Linked DNA regions of Homo sapiens: region 1 is linked to region 2. The links are chromatin contacts, found by Hi-C or POLR2A ChIA-PET in ENCODE. All regions are on one chromosome and are shown on one strand. The core of a region is the stretch at or near the end of the contact, and the rest is flanking DNA. Distances in the headings are between cores, read along the strand shown. Region 1 has its middle 20 kb from the start of ZNF114-AS1. Region 2 holds the start of KDELR1 (KDEL endoplasmic reticulum protein retention receptor 1).

What was found. Hi-C counts contacts between places; a loop is a spot of excess contacts on that map. ChIA-PET counts read pairs that join two places held with the same protein, here RNA polymerase II (POLR2A). Pooled maps may share reads with other maps.
Region 1: a loop to region 2 is called in a pooled map, with 2.3 times the contacts of the local background. The contact joins the enhancer-like site here to the promoter of KDELR1 in region 2. A Hi-C loop is called at or near these places in 3 of 50 pooled maps. POLR2A ChIA-PET finds 5 or more read pairs at or near these places in 3 of 52 experiments (H1, Panc1 and RWPE1).

Annotation. Positions count from the first base shown.
Region 1 is chr19:48,289,984-48,292,683 of GRCh38, forward strand. No RefSeq gene overlaps it. Among named protein-coding and RNA genes, the nearest start is that of ZNF114-AS1, 20 kb to the left of the region's middle. RefSeq lists enhancers at 1,154-1,203, 1,224-1,273, 1,391-2,039. Within about 2 kb of position 1,393, at least 3 of the 41 ENCODE cell types and tissues checked have a DNase peak (open chromatin) inside an H3K27ac peak, as active enhancers do.
Region 2 is chr19:48,390,176-48,392,875 of GRCh38, forward strand. It overlaps KDELR1 (KDEL endoplasmic reticulum protein retention receptor 1), which reads right to left and starts at 1,376. Exons shown (of 5, transcript NM_006801.3): 1 at 1,093-1,376; 2 at 249-349. The coding sequence starts at 1,183. RefSeq lists an enhancer at 203-342 and a silencer at 1,213-1,532.

The sequences.
Region 1 (2,700 bases), core at 143-2,642, 100 kb before region 2:
TCAAAAAAAAAAAAAATAGGCCGGGCGCGGTGGCTCATGCCTGTAATCCCAGCACTTTGGGAGGCCGGGGTGGGTGGATCACTTGAGGTCAGGAGTTCGGGACCAGCCTGGCCAACATGGCGAAACCCCATCTCTACTAAAAATACAAAACTTAGCCAGGCATGGTGCAGACATCTGTAATCCCAGCTACTTGGGAGGCTGAGGCAGGAGAATCACTTGAACAAGGGAGGCAGCGGTTGCAGTGAGCTGAGACTGCGCCACTGCACTCCCGTCTGGGCGACGGAGCGAGATTTCGTCTCCAAAAAAAAAGGAAAAGAAAAGAGAAACGCCACTGGTAAGAGCAGAGGTCCTCCTAGGCGCGCATTCTGCATGGCCCCAGCACTGTTAAGTTCAGCTTTCAGTGTTTGGGGAAGACCTGCAGGTCAGGGACCCCCACTGTGGCTGAGGGGGCTCAAGCTTGGCCCTTTCTCCCGGACCCCTGCTGCCTGCGTTTCCCAGCAATCTGCTGCTTTATCCTAGAATCTGGGTGACTCATGGCCCTCCCCATCCTGGAAGGAATGAAGAGGAGGAGGGGAGGCTGCTATGCCAGGACAGTCCCAGACCTTGCCAAGGGGCCTGGGTCCACTCCCACCCCCAGGGAGCGCTGTGCGGAGGAAAAGGACCATGGCTGAAATCAGAATCCCTGGATTCAACCGGGGGTGGAGGGGGCCGGGGCGGGAGGGGGGAAACATCTGTAGCTGAGGGAACACCCCTCCCGCCTCCAGTCGCTGAGGCTGAACTTAGCCGACTTTGGGGATTCCCCACCCTCTACCCCCAACTGGTCCTCAATTCTCACAGATGTAAACTGAGAATTTTCAACAATCGTTTTGGCAAACATACGCCAGGCCCCCTTCTGAGCGCTTTGCACCTATTAACTCATGCAACGCCTGCAACGCTATGAAGTGGCTGCTGTTATCACTACCATTTTACAGTGGGGGGAACTGAGGCACAGCGAGGCCAAGCACGATGCCCAAGATCACACAGCCAGCAGGTGGCCGGGAGGGGCTCGACCCCGTGCTGTCAGGCACCAGAGACTCGGCTCTTCAGCCCCAGGCCAGAGCCTCCCTGCACTGACGGGGTCGCGAATTCGGGCAGGAGGGTTCGTGTGTGTCCTCACCTCTGGGACGCGAGCTCCGGGGACGGGGGACCTCGTCTGGCGTGGGAGGCATTTAGTGAGCGCCGTGGACTGAAGCCGGGACGGTCTTAGGAGAACCACTTCCCTTCTTGGCCGCCTGAAACCCCCTACAGGGTTCTGCTTCTGGAACTGCATTCGAGGTCAGAGTTTCTAGTACGAGTAAAGCGGATCCTCGGGAAGAGACCCGACCAGAAGGAAATCGCCGTCTTGGAAGATCTAAGTCCGGGATGGAACAAAACCCACTCCGGGCGGGGGGAGCGCGCCACCTGGCGGCGGATCCTGCTAAGGCAGCGCCGCCCGGAGACCAGAAACGTTGGATTTGGGCAGTGGGCCGAGGTGGTTGGAATTGGCGAATGGGCAGTTGTCTGAAAATCATTGTGTGAAACTAAGGACTGTCTACCAGTGGCTTCCAAAATTCTGACGCACAGTAAGAAATCATTTTGCGTCAGCATTTTTTTTTTTTTTTTTTTGAGACAAGGTCTTGCTCTGTTGCCCAGGTTGGAATGCAGTGGCACGATCTCGGCTCACTGCAAACTCCACTTCCAGGGTTCAAGCGATTCTCCTGCCTCAGCCTCCTGAGTAGCTGAGATTACAGGCGCCCGTCACCGCGCCTGGCTAATTTTTTATTTTTAGTAGAGATGGGGTTTTACAATGTTAGCCAGGCTGGTCTCGAATTCCTGGCCTCAAGTGATCTGCCCGCCTCGGCCTCCCAAAGTGCTGGGATTGCAGGCATGAGCCACCGTGCCTGGCCGCATCAGCATACTTTTACAAAAGAATACCACCCTCTATAGCCAACAACAATGGATTGTATACTTCAAAATAGCTAGAACATTTTGCATGTTTCACCGCAAAGAAATGGCAAGCATCTGGGATGATGGATTTGCTAATAACCTTGATTTGATCACTGCACAATTTATATATGTATCAAAACATCACGCCGCATCCTATAAATATGTACAATTAAAAACAAAATTTAGGCCGGCTGCAGTGGCTCATGCCTGTAATCCCAGCACTTTGGGAGGCCGAGGTGGGTGGATCACCAGGTCAGGAGTCCCAGACCAGTCTGGCCAAGATGGTGAAACCCCATCTCTACTTAAAAAAAAAAAAAAAAAAAAATTTGCTAGGTATGGTGGCGGGCACCTGTAATCCCAGCTACTAGGGAGGCTGAGGCAAAGAACTACTTTAACCCGGGAGGCAGAGGTTACAGTGAGCCGAGATCGCGCCACTGCACTCCAGCCTGGGTGACAGGGCGAGACTCCGTCTCAAAAAAAAGAAAATTTTAGTTTTAAAAATACCACCCTGTATTACACGGCCCTGTATTACACGATGCTTTATATTCCACTCTATTCCTTTTTTTTTTTTGAGACAGAGTGTCACTCTATCACCCAGGCATGATCTCGGCTCACTGCAACCTCTGTCCCCCAGGTTCAAGCAATCCTCCTGCCTCAGCCTCCCTCAGCCTCCTGAGTAGCTGGGATTACAGGCTCCCGCCATCATGCCCAGCTAATTTTTGCATTTTTAGTAAA
Region 2 (2,700 bases), core at 126-2,625:
CCAGGCCCCCGGCCCCTCCTCCCTCAGACCCAGGAGTCCAGACCCCCAACCCCTCCTCCCTCAGACCCAGGAGTCCAGGCCTCAGTCCCTTCTTCCCTCAGACCCAAGAGTCCAGGCCCCCGGCCCCTCCTCCCTCAGACCCAGGAGTCCAGGCCCCCAGCCCCTCCTCCCTCAGACCTAGGAGTCTGGGACCCACACCCGGCTCCTCTGCCTCAGTGGGGGCCAGAGAGGTGGGGTGGAGCCTCTACCTTCATACACGTGTTGTAGAGTGAGATGTAGTTGGTGAAGAGGTCCAGATATCGGGCAGTGAACACCACAGCAAACAGGACCTGGCTCTTCCCTGAAATTCCTGTGGTCCAGAGACAGAGAAAGAGAGAGAGAGAGAGACAGAGAGAGAGAGAGAGACAGACAGACAGACAGACAGACAGAAGGAGAGAGGAAGCTGGGGGTGGGCTGCATGGGCAATAAACTAAGGCAGGGCGCCCGGGACCAGCCTGGAGGCAGCTCTGGAGTGCAGCTGTCCCCGGAGGCCTCCCCAGCCCGCCCCGCCTGAGCAGGGCCCTTTCCCACGGACCACAGCCAGGGGGCAGCCCAGGCCCCCGAAGCTACTCCAGCCCGAGGCTCCGTCCCAGACTAGGCCTCATGGCTACCCCTGGCCCCTCAGGGTCCTCCCGCAGTCTGGACCTGAGGTGAGGCCTAGGGAGGACCTTCCCTGACCTCAGGCCCCGGATCCGGTCACCTCCCTCCCGTTCCCTTCCTGGCCGCCACGGTCCACGTCACCAACTCACAGCCACCTCCCCGCCTGCCATGGTTCCCTGTTCCCGGTCCATGAACCCTCGGGCTGCCCAGATTGGGGCTGGGGGTGGCTGAATTGGGGGCCTAAAGCCATTCACATGAAACTGTATGCACCCCCGCCAGTCTGGGGAAGGGAGCTGATCCCCTGGAGACCCAGAACCTAGAAGAGAGATCCCCAGCAAGCAGTGGGGGTGGAACCTGTGCCCCTAGTGCCCCCAAACCCTTCCTGAGTCCTGCGACGTCCCCCAACCCCCGCCCGCAATCTCTCTCCTTCGCCAGCCCTGGTGGGCCTCTCACCGGCGCACGAGCGGGACTTCCAGATTTTGAGCAGTAGCAAGATGATGGCGAGGAGGTGGGAGAGGTCTCCCAGGAATCGGAAGAGATTCATGGCTGGGGAACCCTGGCAGGGCTGAGCGGGAGGGAGGCAGGCTGGCGGGGGGGTGCCCCCCGAGGCTGCTGGTCTGAACGGGTAGCTGGGCTGGGGGGACGGAAGAGGGACCCTAGGTGCGCTCCGCTCCGGGGAGGGGACTTTGGGAGGGGGAGCAAAGGCTGGAGCTGGCGGCGGAGCTGGAGCCGGGAAGAGGGAGGAGAGCGAGAGGGGGAGGAGTCCGGGAGGAGAGGCTCCGCCCCCGAGGGCGGGGCCTGGATCCCCGGCGCCCCCTATCGCCCACCTCCTGCTTTGCCGTGGCGGCGCTAAACGCACCCCCAAAGCTGCCCCATAGGAACTTGGGAGGGTCGCAGGGTTCGGAAAGTGCCAAATCCAGCACCGGTTCGCCCAGGCAGTCTGTGTCTCTGGAAGAGACGCAGTCCAGTACACCAGCCTCAGCCCTTGCAGGGATGTAGAGACTGCCCTCTGAGCTTGAAAAATCCTGCAGGGACCCGGAGGCTCAGCTGCTAGCTTTTGCAGCTTTCAGGCACTCTAACTCCAATCCCCCAGAAGACAAGAAAGATACCCCACCTACTTCCTCCCCTAGACCCAGGACTCAAGGCCCCAGCCCGTTCGTCAAACCCAGAAGTCTGGGTCCCCAGCCCCTCCTCCCTCAGACCCAGGAGTCCAGACCCCCAGCCTCTCCTCCCTCAGACCCAGAAGTCCAGACCCCCAGCCCCTCCTCCCTCAGATCCAGGAGTCCAGGCCCAGCTCCTCCTCGCTCAGACCCAGGAGTCCAGGCCCCCAGCCTCCTCCCTCAGACCCAGGAGTCCAGGCCCCCAGCCTCCTCCCTCAGACCCAGGACTCCAGGCCCCCAGACCCTCCTCCCCCAGATCCAGGAGTCCAGGCCCCCAGCCCTTCCTCCCTCAGACCCAGGAGTCCAGACCCCCAGCACCTCCTCCCTCAGACCCAGGAGTCCAGATCCCCAGCCCCTCCTCCCTCAGACCCAGGGGTCCAGGGCCCCAGCCCCTCCTCCCTCAGACCCAGGGGTCCAGGGCCCCAGCCCCTCCTCCCTCAGACCCAGGGGTCCAGGGCCCCAGCCCCTCCTCCCTCAGACCCAGGAGTTCAGGGCCCCAGCCCTTTTCCCTCCTAGGACGCTGTTCCTTGGAACTTAGGGTCCCACCCCCACCATCTTATGGATCAAACATCCTAACCTTAAGAATCTAGATCTACAGTTTCTCCCTTTACGACCCACAGATTTAGGCCCTGATTCTCTTCTTTTTCAGGAATGTGCACCTCACCCTGTTCTCCCAGACCTTGAGGATGAAGGAAACAGGAGCCTCACCCAGGAGGCTCAAGGCCAAAACTCTGACCCAAACTACCTCAGGAGCCCCTGGCCCTGGCTTCCCCCCTGCTCCAGAGTTTCTGCCCTGCCCACACACACACACCCTCTTCCACCCTCAGAGGCCCCGGTGTCCTGCCCCACGCTCTACCCCAGAGCCCCACGGGTGGCTTTATAAAAGTGCCGGGCCCAGCCC